2 separate regions of the Mus musculus genome follow, and region 2 is linked to region 1. A link is a loop called in an ENCODE intact Hi-C map of the cell type or tissue named here. Cell type or tissue: gastrocnemius. All regions are shown on one strand.

Region 1 (8,000 bases):
AAACACACGTTTCAGTGCGATGCTGCATCTTCACTAGGTTTTCACTAGGTTGTTTGGGTTACTTAAGCAATTGTATTTATGACCATGCTAGTAAGCTAAACCTCAAAATGTAAAAGTTAGTCCTGCTGGAGCCGGAGAGATGGCCCAGAGGTTGAGTGTTTCCTGCTCTTCCAGAGGACCTGAGTTCAGTTCCCAGCACCCTTGCTTCAGCTCTAAGAGACTCCATACCCTCTTCTGGTCTCTGTAGGCACTCGTACACATGCACACGTGCATGGTCTCTGTAGGCACTCACGCCTACTATGCACGCACACATCAAATACATGACTTAAAAGAAATCTCCTCTACTTTACACATAGATAGAGGACAGGACTCTCACCATCTTTCCTCCTTCCTGGGTTTCTCTGGCTATTGACTGCTTGTCCCTATCAATGCCAAGCTTGTGAGCTTCTGTCATCATTGAGCTACGAGTTCAGCAGGAAACTCATCTCCCCTATTTCCCACCATTTTCAATGTAAATCACTCATCATAGGTTCTCAGTAACGATGGGCCAAACTGAACTGAGCTAGCTCTAGCACGGGCTACTGTGGCAAGCGGCTTGAATCCTCCTCTCATGCTTATCCATCACGTATTTGAAGACACATGTCCTGCCTACATTCCTGAAAGAAATGAAGTCATATTTTCCATCTGAAATAAATATAAAAATTTTGGCAGATCACATGTCTCTGATGAAGAGTGTTATTTACCTTCTTGACCTGTGGAAGCAATAGAGTACGTATATCACCCTTCCTCCAATTAGCCACAAGGGCCTAGTGCACCAAGGAAGGACCGCTAGCCAAATGGGGAAGGCTTCCCTAAGCCACTCATCTTCTTCCAGTTCCTCCCTTTGTTTGCAAAATAGGACTGACCTGGACAGGACTAGGGGATGCAGAGGATCTGCTTGGAAGGGTGAGAGACATGCAGAGCCCTTGCCTTTGCAATGCAAGTTGGGGCTTGCAGGAAGGACAAAGGCATGGCAGTCCTACAGAGGCTTCTACCGCAGAGGTCTTAGTACTTCAACAGTCTTTGTTTTTCTTCACTTAAGTCCTTTCCTGACCACCACATTAAAGTAGGAGAGGCAAGCTGATTGCATTACTTGAGGCTGTGACAACAAGGTTGCACAACGTTAGTAAAAAAATCATATGTAAAAATTATTATTTTTCTCTCCAAAGGGATTGACTTCTGTTCTGTTTGCACCATGGTCTGTGTCAAAGGAGGACATTTAAGATTGGTGCAGGCACCACCTGTGCTCTGAGCAGACTTAAATAGTCACATAGGAGCTGGTCAATGGTTGTCCTAAAGCCAAAGGCAGGCAGACACAGGGTAGAGCTTTGCTGGGTTGGAGAAGTTCTGGTGACACAACAGCCACATGTTTGGGTCAGAACACAGGTCAGGGCTGCCACCCAGCCTCCTCACTCCCTTTCTGCCTAGCCGCTCTATGCTTTGTGTGTGAGAACGGATGGAGTGGCAGTTCTGGGATGCCAGGACCATAAGCTTGCAAATACTAATAGCAGGGACTGGGGCAAGTCTTTACTGGGAAGTGTAGTGACTCCAGGACTTCAGGTGGCTGGAGCATGAAGACAAGGCCCTGTTTTTGCCAACTGTGTCATTCTGGTAGCAGCAGAGCTGAGGCACGAGAGGCAGCTATTTCCAACAATGACTGTGGTTGGTCATATCCAGTTTCTGTGGGGCTGAAACATGCTCTTCACAGTATCTTCAGAGATGCTGAGAAGGGGAAATGACCACAGGTGCACCCAGAATGTACCTGGGAGGTTGCTCTGGGGCCATCTATTTTGGACATACTGGGAATTATTATGCAAGAGCTCTTTACTCATAACTCCCAACTGGGAAAATACCTTAAAAAAAAACAACTTTAAATAAGGATATCCAAATATCCTGAAAATGAACTTTTTTTTTTTTTTTTTGAAATGCCAAACCTCAAGAACACCAGGTGGTCTCATTTTGGGTGATTCAAACCATTTCTGAACATGTTGTTAAAGATGCAGGTTGAGGTTCCCACCGTACTCAGGAGTGTTCCAGTATTTTGATGGAACTGTAGTTACTGAAGGAGAAAATCGGACCACAGTGAAAACCACGCTGGCCAGGATGCACTCTTCTGTAGTAAGCATCTGGTTTCTGGATGGCAGGAACCACAGAACTCACTCAACACATTTTAAAAGCAGCCACCTTTCAGTGTGGCACAGCTCTGAAAACCTCAGCTAAGCTAGAAAGTGTCCGGACAGTATTATTATTTTATTCTGTAATCAGTATGGAAGACCAGGGCTTAACAATTTCTAGGTTGCATCACCATTGTAGGGAAAATGTAAGCCAAATCAGAAGTCACGGCCAGGTCCTTGCCCATGTATGCTCCTTCCTGCTAATGCCTTATCTGTCTCCTCTCTCCCCATACTTCCATGATCTCTCTGGAGTGTCAGGGGAAGGTTGGAGAATCTCTGAGTGAACGTTCCTGACACAGTCTGTTTGAGAAGGGACTCTCTTCTTTCTGCCTTCCTTGTATGACTTCCAAAATTCCCTCAATCTCATCATTTTGGTACTTCTAGTTGTCTTCTCTAATCATGCTCAGCCTTGCTTTTGACTTCTAGCATTTACTGACGCTGTACTAAGTACTTAGGTGCACTTGGACCTGACCTCTCCAACAGCCCTACGACAATGGTACCTATGGAAACTGTGGAGGACAGAGTGGGGTGTCCATTGGCAGAGAATGAAGGAGCCAGGAGAAATCTCTATAAAGGAGGTGCCAATTCAATTGGTGCCTTCCTTTTTTGACCTGGGCAACAGACACTACTAGCAGACCACCATGTAAGAGCTGTTTTCCAGTGTTCTTTCATATCATGTGAATATTCCACAATCTCTCTCTAGATAATGAGTTCTTCAACTTAAAGTTTTGATGTGCCTCCTGCATGGACTATACTAGAAGTTTACTAAACATATGCACGGTGAAGACGATTCTGTAAATTTCAGAGGACGATAACATCAGCAAAAGGTCACATTTTCCTATCAAATCAAATACTACTCTACTGGACTGAAACCACTAGATCATAAAGAAATGCTCACTTTGTATTTTTTCTGCATGAATTCTGAATAAATTAGGTAACTTTTATAAATAAGATGTTACTAATTAACCAGCACAAAATATTACTTGAACATTCATTATTCTGGGTCATAACGTAAACTTGAAAGCAAAAAAAAAAAATTCTATCGTGGAGGAACTTAGACTGTGCAAACGGCACATGAAACAGGTGTCTCAATGTTCGCCCACACCATTGTTAAAGTTCCTGGGACAATAGATGAGAGGAAGAGCGTGAGTGTGTTCTCTAACATATTAAGCTGAAACAGAAGCAGGCTGCGTAATGAGAGGGCACAGAACTAACACAAATCAGTCACCGCTCTGCGCACACAGGGACCCTGACCTCAGTAAAGACACAAGAACAACCTCGTGGCTTTCTAGGAAAAGACCTTCCATAAACACCCGGAATGAGTGTCTTCCTTCTGTCTCGAAAGAGGCAACAGAACACAAAGGGCTTGGCACCTTGGGAAAGCCAGGCACTGCGCACGACACCACAGAGCAGAGCAGATGGGTGCTGAGATAGGACACACTCTGCCAGAGCTGCAGCTCAGAGGGCAGCAGCCTGCGAGCTCGTGGGAAAGTGAAGGCGCGGAGAGTGAACTCTGTAAACTGAACTGTCCTGTTCTCAGTCTGCTAAGTTGGAAAACTTTAGATTTGGTCAAGCCATCCTAGGTCAGCATGAGAAAGGAAAGGAAAGTAGGAAAGACGGTATGGTTAGCAGGCAAGATATTTTGGAAAGCAACACACGGTGAACTGGCAGGATTATGAAGCGCCTAAGAAGAAGCCATGTGATCAATAAAAAAGGGAGCAGGGTCAGCCTTCGGAAGACCAGTGATGTCCTGGCTCTCCTCATGAAGAGTGCGGGCTATAATGCTGTCCCTCCATCACCAGGGAAAGCCCTGTGTCCTGTCTCAGGCCCGTGTGCCTGAAAGGATGCACAACGTGGCCAGGCTCTGAAGAGCATTCACATTCCATCTTTGGGTGGGAAAGGTGCATAGTCCTGCTCCTCACCATGACATAGGCCAGCTGTTACAGGACTTTGTCTGGTGCATGTTAGGAGTAGACTATCAGAGGGGTTATTACTGCACTAGACTGGATAATGAGTAACCAGCATACATGGTTCTCTATGTCCTCAGGGAGACATTGTAAAAAGGGTAGTTATCTAGTGCTTTTTTGGGCAATGCCTCCCCCCCCCCCTTTTTTTTTTTCTGGGAAGCATTTCATCCCTTAGAAAGGATGCCAGGCTCATGTCTTCCCAGTGCCAGCACCGCCCCTCCTCACTCAGTCAGGCTGCACTGCAAATATGAAGAAAAGACTTTGTTGCTGGTTTCCCGTGGATCTTCTAATAAACCGTGCTGAGCTGGCTGGTGGCTTTGTTCAGCTGCTCAGACCCCCACCACCCAGTCGGTGCCAATTCTAAGAGCGTGCTCTTCTTGCTAAAGGCAGGCCAGGCCAGGAGAGGGAGCAAGAGAACACAAGATATTCCTATATCTGGGTCACAAGGAAAAGTCAGAGGGTGAGGTTGGAGAGGCAAACTGCCTCAAACAAACATGTAAAATTCAAACTGTGCTTTCCTGGGGGTGGGGAAGGGACTCTGAGCCTGTTGTTTGTCCATCACCTAGAGGATATTTTTTCTTAGCTGGTTACTGGAGGCTGGTTTTTAATGGTGACTGGATTGTACTGGAAGAGGATTTTATGAGTTGCCAACTTGACCAACAAGTAACCCCTTAAGACAGACAGACACTCTGTAGTTCTCCTGGCTCATTGTCACCACAAGGTACAGTGATTCTGGAGCGAAAGTGCCAAAGGAAGATATGTATGGATTAGGTTCATAGGCTGAGGTGTCACTCACCCAGGAAAGGCTATGTGTCCCCTACAGGGACAATGTGGGTGACAAATAACTTTACAAAGTAGAGTACAAATCACTTCCTTTAACAAATTCATTCCAGCCATCTTCTGTGGTTCCATTGTAGGGGTGGGGTGGGGCGGGGCAGTGTGTGTGTGTGTGTGTGTGTGTGTGTGTGTGTGTGTAGGGGCCGGGAGAGAGGGAGATATGCGCACATGTGCGTGCGCGCGCACACACACACACACACACACACACACACACACACACACACACCAAAAAAATGAAGAAAGAGTACCTCGCTAGTGAGGATCTGGACTAACGAGACAGGACAAGTCAGCAGATCTTACAAGCTAATAACAGGTAGGATGTAGTAAGAATAGAAAGCTGCTGGTGGAAGGGTATCTAACCCCGAGGGAGTGGTTCATAGGCTGCTGGAGCTGGCAGAAAGCAATGTGCAATGGCACAGGAGAGACTAGGGCACAGGGCTTGTGGGGCAGGACTCCGGCAGCAGGGGAGGAGGAACTATGACGCTGGAGAGGAGGGAGCAGACCCAAGACTGGAAAGGCCATTCTCAACCACAAAAGAGGTTGGCAGGCCATGGGGAGGCACTGCAGTGTGCCATGCAGGCGAGCATTAGGGAGATCACACTGACTGCATTTGGGGACCAGCCTAGGCAGGGACAAACCAGTTACGGAAGTCCAGGAGAGCTCCCACTGTGGTTGGAACACAGGCAGCACTGGAAGAACACAGGGAGGCCAGGAGGAGGAAGAGTTGGCAGTCGTAAGAACAACCTACCAGCCAGTTCAAGACCTTGGATGGCTAACGCAACTCCCCACTGCTCCTAGTTAACCAGAGTCACAACCTGGACACAGCACTTACGGAAATGAGTTCCAGCTGGAAACCATGTGGGCTATTTTTACCATGTAGTGGCTACAACAGGAAATATACAGAGATTCTCAAACAGCCAAGGCAGGCAGGTGATGGAAGACAGGGTGCAGTCCTGTAGCCTACAGATTTCTTGAAGGACCAGCCGTTAAGGTCAGTCACTCATTCTGTGCTCCAGGGACTGTCGGACACAGGAGCCGCACAAACAAATGAAGCAAAAGCTCCCATGGAACTCGAGGATCCCCCTCTTCCCTCTCTCAAAACTCCTGAGACAGGGTCTTACTGTTTAGCTCCGCTGCTGTGGGATGCTGGGTAAACCAGGCTGACCTCAGACTCAGGGAGACCCACTTGCTTCTGCCGCCCAGGTGATAAGATTAAAGCCATGTGTCATGAACCCGTTCTTAAACGAAAACATTATACAGATGAGCAGAATTTAGGCGAACTAGCACAGTGAGATGATATGTTGAAGGCAGCCATCGCCAGGGTTGAGAAGAAGGCAGGGGAGAGGCAGCTCTCCTGGGGCAGTCTGTGCCCCGGAAGCGTTTTCCACCAGCCGCTGTGTAGAATTTGACCTCCACACTGGGCTTTCTGTCTCATGCCTCCCTCTCCAAGGGAGGTGTACTGAATCCAGTAGGTCAGCCAGGGTGGTCTCCCATCTCAGGATGCTCTTGTCATAGCAGACCCCTAGCCATGTAGGGTGCCACCTGCATTGGCTTTAGGGACCAAGGACACAGGCAGCTCTGGGGTGTGTGTGGCCCTGCATAACACAATGATTACTGTCACATTCCTGAGGTGTCAGGTGTCTTTTGGGGGACCCTGACAGAAGTAGGTTTGTCTAAGTTTAGTTACCCAAAAAAGCAAGGTCTCCAGTAAGTGACCTGAATTGAAGAGAGGCATTTGTGGGTGAAATGAAAGAAACGTGGAGATGATTTATTCCAATTTCAGGTGTTTTCTCTTACCATTGTAAACTGCTCTTCAACTTCTTTTATTTTTTTTCTCACATCATTCCTTATATAAAACTACATTCCTAGTTTAGGTTCACGATGCCTTCTGTGTGGTTCCTGGGGACCATGAGCTACAGGGGATGCCGTTCCCCAAGGGTGTACAGCGGCCAGGCAGGAGACCCTGGACTTCATCTCCCCAGCTGTTAAAGCACAGACGATCTTATTTGCTTATTGAGTGTTAACTGTTTCCATCTCTGATGTGAGGATTCAGAACCTGGGCCATGGAGCCGGGCTGTCTGAGATGCTATCCCATGTCCTCGGTTGAGAAGCTGACATTGTAGCAATTTAATGAAACTTTTCCGCCTCAGTTTTCTTATTTGGCATGTGGCAATTTAGTATCACAATCCTATAGAGTCCATGTGCTAAATGTGTATAGGAGAACCCAATGCACCATAAAGTAACTGTTCAATAAAGGCTGCCGCCACCACCAGCACCAGCACCAGCACCAGCACCAGCACCACCCCCACCACTACCTCTTCCTCTACATTAGACACACTGGACATACGGAAGACAAAACAACAATAGCCTTTTTCCTTAGTGTTTGGTCACATGTCTTTAAGACTAAGAATCTATGGTTCTCAGTACATTACAGGAGGAAAACACCCAGGCGTCCTTAGTTCCCATGCACCATGCTGTACTCTTGAGTAACATCTTTCCTTGAAGCCAACTGAATGGTGCTGAGGCAAGGTTGTTATGACTATTATATTATCACATGCTGGCCTTGCTAATAAAGCTTACCTAAGCATAGGTGACTCTTTTTTTTTTTTTAAGTGGGTCATGGTGTGACCAAAACTTGAGGTATATAGGTACCACTGTTTACAAAAGTACTTCAGGAACGTTTAGGGACTGGAGAGACGGCTCAACAGTTAAGAGGGTATGGATTCTACATAGGATCTGAGTTTAGTTCCCAGCACCCATATCAGGTAGCTTTCAATTGCTTGTAATTCCAGCAGCAGGGCATACATATTTCTCTTCTGGCCACACACACACACACACACACACACACACACACACACAGATGAATGCATAGGAACACACATATATGAATGCACACAACTAAAATAAATCTTAAAAATGAATGCTTAGTTGCATCCCAACTGATGCAAATGTTATCACTTCAGGAGGCTTAAAATAATTTTCA
Region 2 (8,000 bases), 390 kb after region 1:
TAGAACACCTGTGGTGTGTGGGTGACTGTAAGGGAGACTCAGGAGGACAGGCTAACATCACATGACAGAGACTCAGCCACAGGCTCACGTGTGAAGGAATTTCAGACACATCATAGCAGATTAATGATTGCAGTATACTTTAATGAAATTTTATCTTTCAGCTTAGTCAGTTCTCTACCATAAGGATGAAAGACTGTAAGATTGGTTTACCACCTAGCTTTATTGTGCACTATAAGCGAAACCATCATGGTCATATACATGGACGCTTGCGTTGTTTCCTCCAGATAGATTCCCAGTAACTTCCCAATTAGCATGTTTTCCTAAGTCACACTGATATTTAATCGAGAGCAAAGCGGATGTCCTCTCTTGCTGACCTCTGATGTCACAGCACTGCTGCAGCTCTCGGATGACGTCATTTAACACTTCTTTGCCCTCTAATGTTACTTAATACTGCCGTTGTTCTCTGGCAATGTTAATACTGCTGGCCAAGCCTGCCTTCTTTTCCTGCTTCCCAGGGTACCTCCCGTCCCACCTTCCTCTGGCTGTGCTCTCTCGGTCGTTTTTGTATACATCCCGTGTAACCTAGGGCCTGGTTTACAGAGTTTAATATAGACAGAGCATTCTAGACGCAATGCTTCTGTGCACAGTGCCAGCGTGAGCTCACGGCATAGAAGCTGAGTGATGGCTTCTCTTGCTGAAAATGTGTCAATAATAACTGAAGATCTGAGGCAAGGATTCCCCACAAATGCCTTGGTCCAGTGCCTGCCTCCCTTCTCCACTCCATGCCTCTATCCATTTCTCATTTGCTCTGCGACCCCCTTCTTGCTTCCGTGTCTCTTAATATTCCCTCTGCCTGTGTCTGCCTGACATCATCCTGCTCATCCTCTGTCTCACAAAGGCCTTTCCTAAGCACCTAGCAAGGTTAGATTTCCTGATGTATCATCTCCAAGTTCCTTCTCCGATGATTCTGCTTGCTGCACTTTCTTAAGGCCTGGCCCCATGGGTTCCCAACACTTGTGGGCCTGTGTCAGAATGTAATACTAGAATCCAGTGGCTGCTCAGGCCACGGGCCTTTGTATCACCTCCCCCCATTTCACAGAAACCAATAGGCAGCTGGAGTCCCTAATGAGTGGGCTTCCTCAGGACCAGAATCTCTCACTGGTGAAGTGACTTTATATTAGAGAGAATATGGCTACACATATACTGTTTCCTCTGGCTTCCCTGCTTCCGTCCCGAGAGTCAGAGAGCCTGGTTGCCGCTTGTGCTATAAAATCTCCTCTGCCCTCTATAAAAAGACCCCTGGTTCTGCTGTCAAATGGTGAGGCGCAGAGTGCAGAGGCTAGTCTGCCCCTCACATTAAGCAGAGACATTGTGCTCTATAGTAAATTCCTCCAGTTCTTCTAGATCTTTCCAGGCGGTGGTGGCTCACCCCATAGTATCTGACTTGCCTTTTAGCTCCTACTCCACCAAAAACCTTTATAACATATGGGCTGGTTGTGATGGTTTCTGATGCTATTCTAGGTCCCTATTTGCTGTCCATCTCCTCCGGAGGCAGTTTTACTGGTCTGGGTTACTTGCTGGTGAAAGAACCCAGACATTCACCCCAGATGTTCTAAACTCCTGACGATCATATTTTTATCACCTCTGATCGCCTCTGGTGATTGTGCCTAATGTTGAAGGAGAAATAGGTACAAGTTCCAAAAGGGGCCACTGGGCATACTAATAAAAGGGGCCACTAATTCTGCCACGGATGCCAAGGGCTTAGAGTATATTGTGTCTCAGATGGTAGGCCTGGCCAGGCTTCATAGGTGAGGAGATTACAACCACCCAAATGTAAATCAACCCAGTGAGGACAAATTGATGTCTCTACTTGTACCCAGGAGTGAAAGGTGTCTGTCTGGTATGATCAACCTGGACCAGTGAGTGGTTGGTCTCTTTGAAGGACAGCATTTCATCAAGCCTTGCAGACTCCCAACAGGAGCAGCATCTGAATCTTTCCACCTTCCTTCTAATTGCTCTCTCTTAACTCTCAGATCCCTGACCATAAACAGGCAGAGGCATATTTGCTAATGAGACATCTCTAATGATCTTTTTATACAAGCTAGATGTCCTTATCTCCCGTTCTCTCTTCAAAGAGTAACTTCCCAGGTGTGTTTGGATCCCACTGTACTTCAAATAGGCAACCACAGAAAACGGGATCAAAGCAGAACTGAAGCTAAAACCTGGGAGGAGAGGGGTGGGAGGGCCTGCTGTGGAGGAACAGGCTGACAAGGACAGAGAGGGGGAAAGAAACCCAGACTTCACTCCGTCACTCTGCTCAGCCACTAGTCCAAAGCAAACGAAAGGGAAGACGTGACTGCCGCTAAGTATGGTTGAGGAGAATCGTAGCTGAGAGAGAGAGCAGAGCCAGAGGTGGTTGGAAGAGTCCAGACTGAGCGCGGTCATGTAAGGAGGAGTGGAGGGGAGTGAGAGAGACGAGGAGAGAAGAGAGGGCAAGGGAGAGGACCAGGAGCCAAGACGATGACCGGATGGAGAGAGCACGTAACCATAATGGCAGAGTTTTATAGAAAAAGACATGCTAGAGGAAGGGGGACTTTAAGGTCGGGGGCTGGAGAGGAAGCCAGGACTCTGTAACAGCTACTCTGTAATGGAGAGCCTGGCAGCCAGTGTCAGCTTTGATATGTTGATAACCACCTCAGCTAGCCATTGGTCCTGGGTTTCTTTGAGACTTAACATGTTATTTATTTATTTATTTATTTATTTATTTATTTACTTATTCATTCATTCATATGGTGAAGAAAAATTGTATATTTAGAATTAGCCATCTGGTCTCAGTTTAGATGACCCCAGTCTTCCTGACAACATCCAGAGCATCATAATTGGGAGCCAAGCGGACCTACTACGTACACCTTCTTCTGTCCATCAGGCCTTACGGGGTATTGACTTTGGCCACATCAATGTCATAGAGTTTCTTCACGGCCTGTTTGGTCTGGTGCTTGTTGACCTTGACATCCACAGTGAACAAGAGCATGTCGTTGTCCTCTATCTTCTCGAGAGGCTAACCCGGTGGTTAGAGGGAATTTGATGACGGCATGGTTCTCAAGCTTGTGTCTCCTGGGTTCATTCCTTTGAGGGTATTTACGCTGCCTCCAGAGCTGCAGAGTCTTGGTCTGCCAAGAGGTGGGTGATATGCGGATCTTCTTTTTGCGGCTGTGACTGCCTTCTTAGGCAAATCAAGGCCTTTGCTTTGGCTTTGCAAGGGGCAAGAGCTTTCTTTTTTTTTTTTTAACCACCTTTGCCACCATCTTGGAGAAAAGCCCTGACACTTTTTAAAAGAGTGGTTGTCTAATGTTTGTGCAGGGAGTTGTCTTATTTCTCCCCGTTTCCAGAGCCAGCACTCAGCTCAAAGCCCTGAAAAGATTTGTACATGCTCAGCGAATGTACGAATGGGCAAAAGACTTTTGATTTTAAAAGTCTGTCTTATGGGAATCATTTGAACAACAAGAGCCTCTATCTCATTTAACAGAGGACTCGGTTTTCAGAGCTGCTTCAGACACAGCATCTTAAGGGCGTGCTGTCTGATAGAGGAAAAGCCGGTCTACATGAACATGCTTTTTTTTTTAAATTTCACAGTGTCTGAGTCACCTCACACCTCAGTCTCATCTGATAATGGTCTTGTCAGATCTGCCCTTTGGCGGGGGATTCCCCTGGGCTATCACCTCTTGCTTGCCATGTGTTGCCAGGCACCAGAATATAAGCACAGGTGTACGGAGGAAGTAGGGGGCAGGGTGGGTCAAACAGTGGAACCTCTTGACAGTGGGTATTCGTTGGGATATCATACACATTTTACCTTGGATGGTTGTTTTTATGCCGACAAGAAAGTGAAGCCAGTCAGTAATAGAAGCGGTGGCTACCAAGGGAGATTCGTGTAGGAAGGAATTTGTTTTCCTGAGTGGTTACTGTTGAATACATTGCTTCAGTTCTATTCATCTTTTCATAGTGTAATCTCTCCCAGCAGCAAGATGTGACAAACAGCTCAGCTACACCGAAGCCTCCCTGTGAAAAGATTGTCTTGGGCGAAATAACAGCACATAGCTAGTGTTCTCCCTAGGAAGAGGGCAAAAGCTGTAAGGCCCAATTCATTTTGGAAATTGCTAAATAAAAGGCGAAGGGAATCAGCATTAGATACTGCCTATAACTGATCATAAGAGAGAAATCAAAAGCCTTGGCATCTTTGAGCAGACAGCCACTAACTGAGGTGTGCTTGGGAAGTCCCCTGCAGGAAGTTCACCAGCTACACAGTGCTTTCTCTAAGAAGCTGTGTGAGCCTTGTAGGTCTTGTGGTTTTCATGGGCTATGGTCTCTCTGCTAAGCCCTCCTCCCTCCTTTCTCTCCCATCTCCTCTTTTCCTCCCTCACTCTTTCTTTCCCTTAGTATAGGAACCCTTTCTTCAACTAACATCCTTTGAGAAAGGCAAAGGGATGTATACGAAGAATGGCCAGGAGAACGAGGTCAGAAGTCATCGTTACCAACCGCTTCTGTGGAATGTCTTGGGAATCCTGGAGCTCTAGTCGAAGACCTCTCTATCAAGAGTTTGTGATCTGCAGACTCTGAGAGAGTTCCATTTCTTGCTTTACCAGCCAAAAAGGAGCCGTTTCCGGCAAGGAAGACCAAGATTTGAGTTTCCAAGCGCCTGTGTGTTGCTATCACAAAGAACACAATCTTCCGTCTTCAGAGCTGCTCTTTGAGATTCTGCAGATATGACTCGCGATTCCCAACTGCAGAGCGAATCACCAGACCTTCAAGACCAGCTTCAATGGTTAGCACTCCTATAAGATACCCCACAACAGCAACAAGCTCTCAGATCAAAAGAGGGGAGAGATTTTTCTTTTCAGCTCACTTGATAGGTTTTGAGGCCCAGATTGGTTAGTGCCTTCTACCAGTAACACAAAATTCCAGCTAAGCAGCCTGCCACCTGAAAACCGTTGTGATTCCTTCAGTCCCTAGAAGCCAGGCAGCTTTCTCTGGGCTTATGGAACCATCTCCTAGAGACCCTACTCAGATATCCAAATATTACAGCTTCTGGAAAGCAGGCAGATGATGGCTTTTGTAGGTCAGTGGCTTGAACTCTCAATGGTAATGGGACAAAAAAAAAAAAATCCCTCTATAGCCCAGTGCAGTGCCTGCTGTTGAGCAAATGCTCTTACAGTGTTTATTTGGCTAATGAAAGGGTGACTTCATTAGCCAAGGATAGGAAAATTCCTATACTTGAACCCACATTTGGAGACTTACTGGTAAAACCTGAACTTCCTTCGGAATTAATCTACTGAGTTATGAAAGTGGAGATGTGACAACATGAACCCCAGAGCAGACATAGACAGTGCAACAAGACTCTGGTTCCCCAAAATGTAAGTGTGCATGACGGCTGCATACTAGACTGTGATGTCATGTATCTCACCAGTCCGCCAGATGGAGAAAGGCCAGGGAAGGCTGAAAATAAACTGCCCTGAATGCCTACCAACTTTTCAAAGTTGCCACAAAGAAGGAAGACCCCTCACAGCTATACCTCTTTGGCTGTTCAGGATGACCTCTGCCTTCCTGGCTCAAGGGACTTTGGCTGTCTGCTCGTTGGGACCTGAGTGGCTCTCCTGTGTTCCATTGTGTTTCCCTCCTCTGTGTTCAGCTAGAGGTACTTGCCATGACAAGACTGCCATCCAGTGTGTGTGATAAGCCTGCATTGTGAACAAGGACCCTTGGCAGTGATGCAGTGATGTTCAGTAAGACAGCCAGAGGTGGGAGAAACAGCTGCTGCATCTGGCCCAAGCCTGGAAATGAGGGAGAGTCATTTATATATTCCTTAATCTGTGTGTTTGTGTGTGTGTTGTGGAAGTCAGAGGACAACATTGTAAACTTGGTTATCTCTCTTTCCACTTTTGGATGAGTTTTGGGGATCAAATTCAGGTTTATGTAGCAAGTGCCTATACCTCCTGAGCTATCTTGCCCACATCTTACATTTGTTTCAGAATGCACCTTAGATTCCATCTTGGATCTTAGAATGCATCTTGGATGTAACAGGAAATGCCAGAGCCTATGTGAACCTCATTTGGCTTTCTCTCATTCCTCTCTGCCAGTGTCACATGTTGTAGCACAGTAGACTGACTCTGTTCAAATTCTGGACTCAGCACCTCCTTGCTGTGTATTGTTTAACTGCTCTGTGCCTAAGTTTCTCTTCAATGCAATACCATTAAGTGGTGCCTCATTCATGGGGTGTTGGTGAAGAAATACTCCCCATAAAGCATTCCTCTCTCTCATGTTTCTGGCTTCTGGCAGGTGGTTAGCAGGAGGCCCCGGGACAGAACCTTCAGCCTTTTACTTGCCTTCCCAGACAAGGCTCTCACATGGAATGAAGCACATTTGATAAACCTCTCTGTGGTAGAGAGTCACGCACTGTAAAGGCATCTTCCGGAGGCCTCTCTTGGATCATGGTTTCCTGTGACATTAGGAGACATTTTGTTTTATATTGCAAGGTAGTGGGAAACCTATTCACTTCACTGTCTGTGCAGCTCAGTTTATTAGTGAAGGCAGCCAATTTTAAATTTTTAAATAAATAATGCTAATAAACGATGCCCAGAATCCCAAATGTAGAAATAATTTTAAAGTATTGGCCACTATATTTAAATCTCAGGGCATGGACATGTCACAGTAGTACTCACCTGCAAACTTCGCCCCTGATTTATGGCATTCATGGTGCTGGAAGGTTTCATGCTTGATGCCACAGAAAGGTAAGCCTTAGTCTCATTTATCTGTGATCCTGAAAACTCCGGCAATGACTAGTCTGAAAAAGCAGGCTAACTAGTGCAATATTGGCACAGATGTGATTAGAGTAACAACCAATTTCTGATGGCCTCAAAGAGTCATTCCATGAGATGGAATCCTAGCACTGTCATTATTAAAGGGACCAAAAACATGCAGCTAGATTGGTCCTTGCAGGGAGAATCCAGTACTATTACTCTGCTAAGTAGACATATTATTAAAGTTACTCTTAATGACGTATTACTGTACCAAGAGATCAAAGAAGGAGAAGAAGAAGAAGAAGAAGAAGAAGAAGAAGAAGAAGAAGAAGAAGAAGAAGAAGAGGAGGAGGAGGAGGAGGAGGAGGAGGAGGAGGAGGAGGAGGAGGAGGAGGAGGAGGAGGAAGAAGAGGAAGAAGAGGAAGAAGAAGAAGAAGAAGAAGAAGAAGAAGAAGAAGAAGAAGAAGAAGAAGAAGAAGAAGAAGAAGAAGAAGAAGAAGAAGAAGAAGAGGAAGCTCAAAGTCGTGAGGTATCTTAGTTAGGGTTTCTATTACTGCAATGAAACACCATGAGCAAAAGCAAGTTGGAGAGGAAAAGGCTTGTTCAGCTTCCACTTCCACATTACAGTTTATTATCAGAGGAAGTCAGGACAGGAATTCAAGCATGGCTGGAGGCAGCAGCTAATGCAGAGGCCATGGAGGGGTGCTGCTTACTGGCTTGCTCCCCATGGCTTGCTCAACCTGCTTTTTAAAAATAGAATCCAAGACCACCAGTCCAGGAATTATGGCACCACCCACAATGGGCTGAGATCTCATTAGTAATCACTAATTAAGAAAATGCCCTACAGGTTTGCCTACAGCCTGATCTTCAGGAGGCATTTTCTCATAAGACTCCCTCCTCTGATGACTGTAGCTTGTATCAAGTCAACATAAAACTAGCCAGTACAGGTGGGAAGAGAGGTGGGTGGTAAAGGAAAGAGTGTGTGTGTGTGTTCAAAATACATTGTATGAAAATTTTAAAGAATTATAAAAATATTTTTAAAGCATTGGTTGGTAATATGCTTGCTCAGGAAAATAGCACAGAAAACAGGAAGGAATCAGCCATTCTGTAGTATTTTCCAGTTGTTAGTAGGTGGTGTTTGCCCAAATTTAGGAAAGGTATTGATAATGATGATGATGATGATGATGATGATGTGTGTGTGTGTGTGTG

The links. Hi-C counts contacts between places; a loop is a spot of excess contacts. Peaks named below come from ENCODE experiments on the same cell type or tissue, not always from the same donor. Only the 100,000 strongest peaks of a DNase experiment are listed, where the experiment ranks them.
Region 2: it touches region 1 in a loop (5-fold over the local background); 11 of 42 quality-filtered maps call a loop at or near these places.

Annotation. Positions count from the first base shown.
Region 1 is chr4:32,534,833-32,542,832 of GRCm38, reverse strand. All of the region lies in intron 2 of Bach2 (BTB and CNC homology, basic leucine zipper transcription factor 2), which reads right to left. Among named protein-coding and RNA genes, the nearest start is that of Bach2os, 33 kb to the left of the region's middle. In gastrocnemius, CTCF peaks have their summits at 4,567 (motif pointing right) and 5,588; DNase peaks (open chromatin) are centred at 3,647, 4,553 and 5,628; H3K4me3 peaks cover 395 bases; H3K27ac peaks cover 1,802 bases.
Region 2 is chr4:32,145,059-32,153,058 of GRCm38, reverse strand. No RefSeq gene overlaps it. Among named protein-coding and RNA genes, the nearest start is that of Gm52717, 12 kb to the left of the region's middle. In gastrocnemius, no CTCF peak of the experiment used is centred here; no DNase peak of the experiment used is centred here.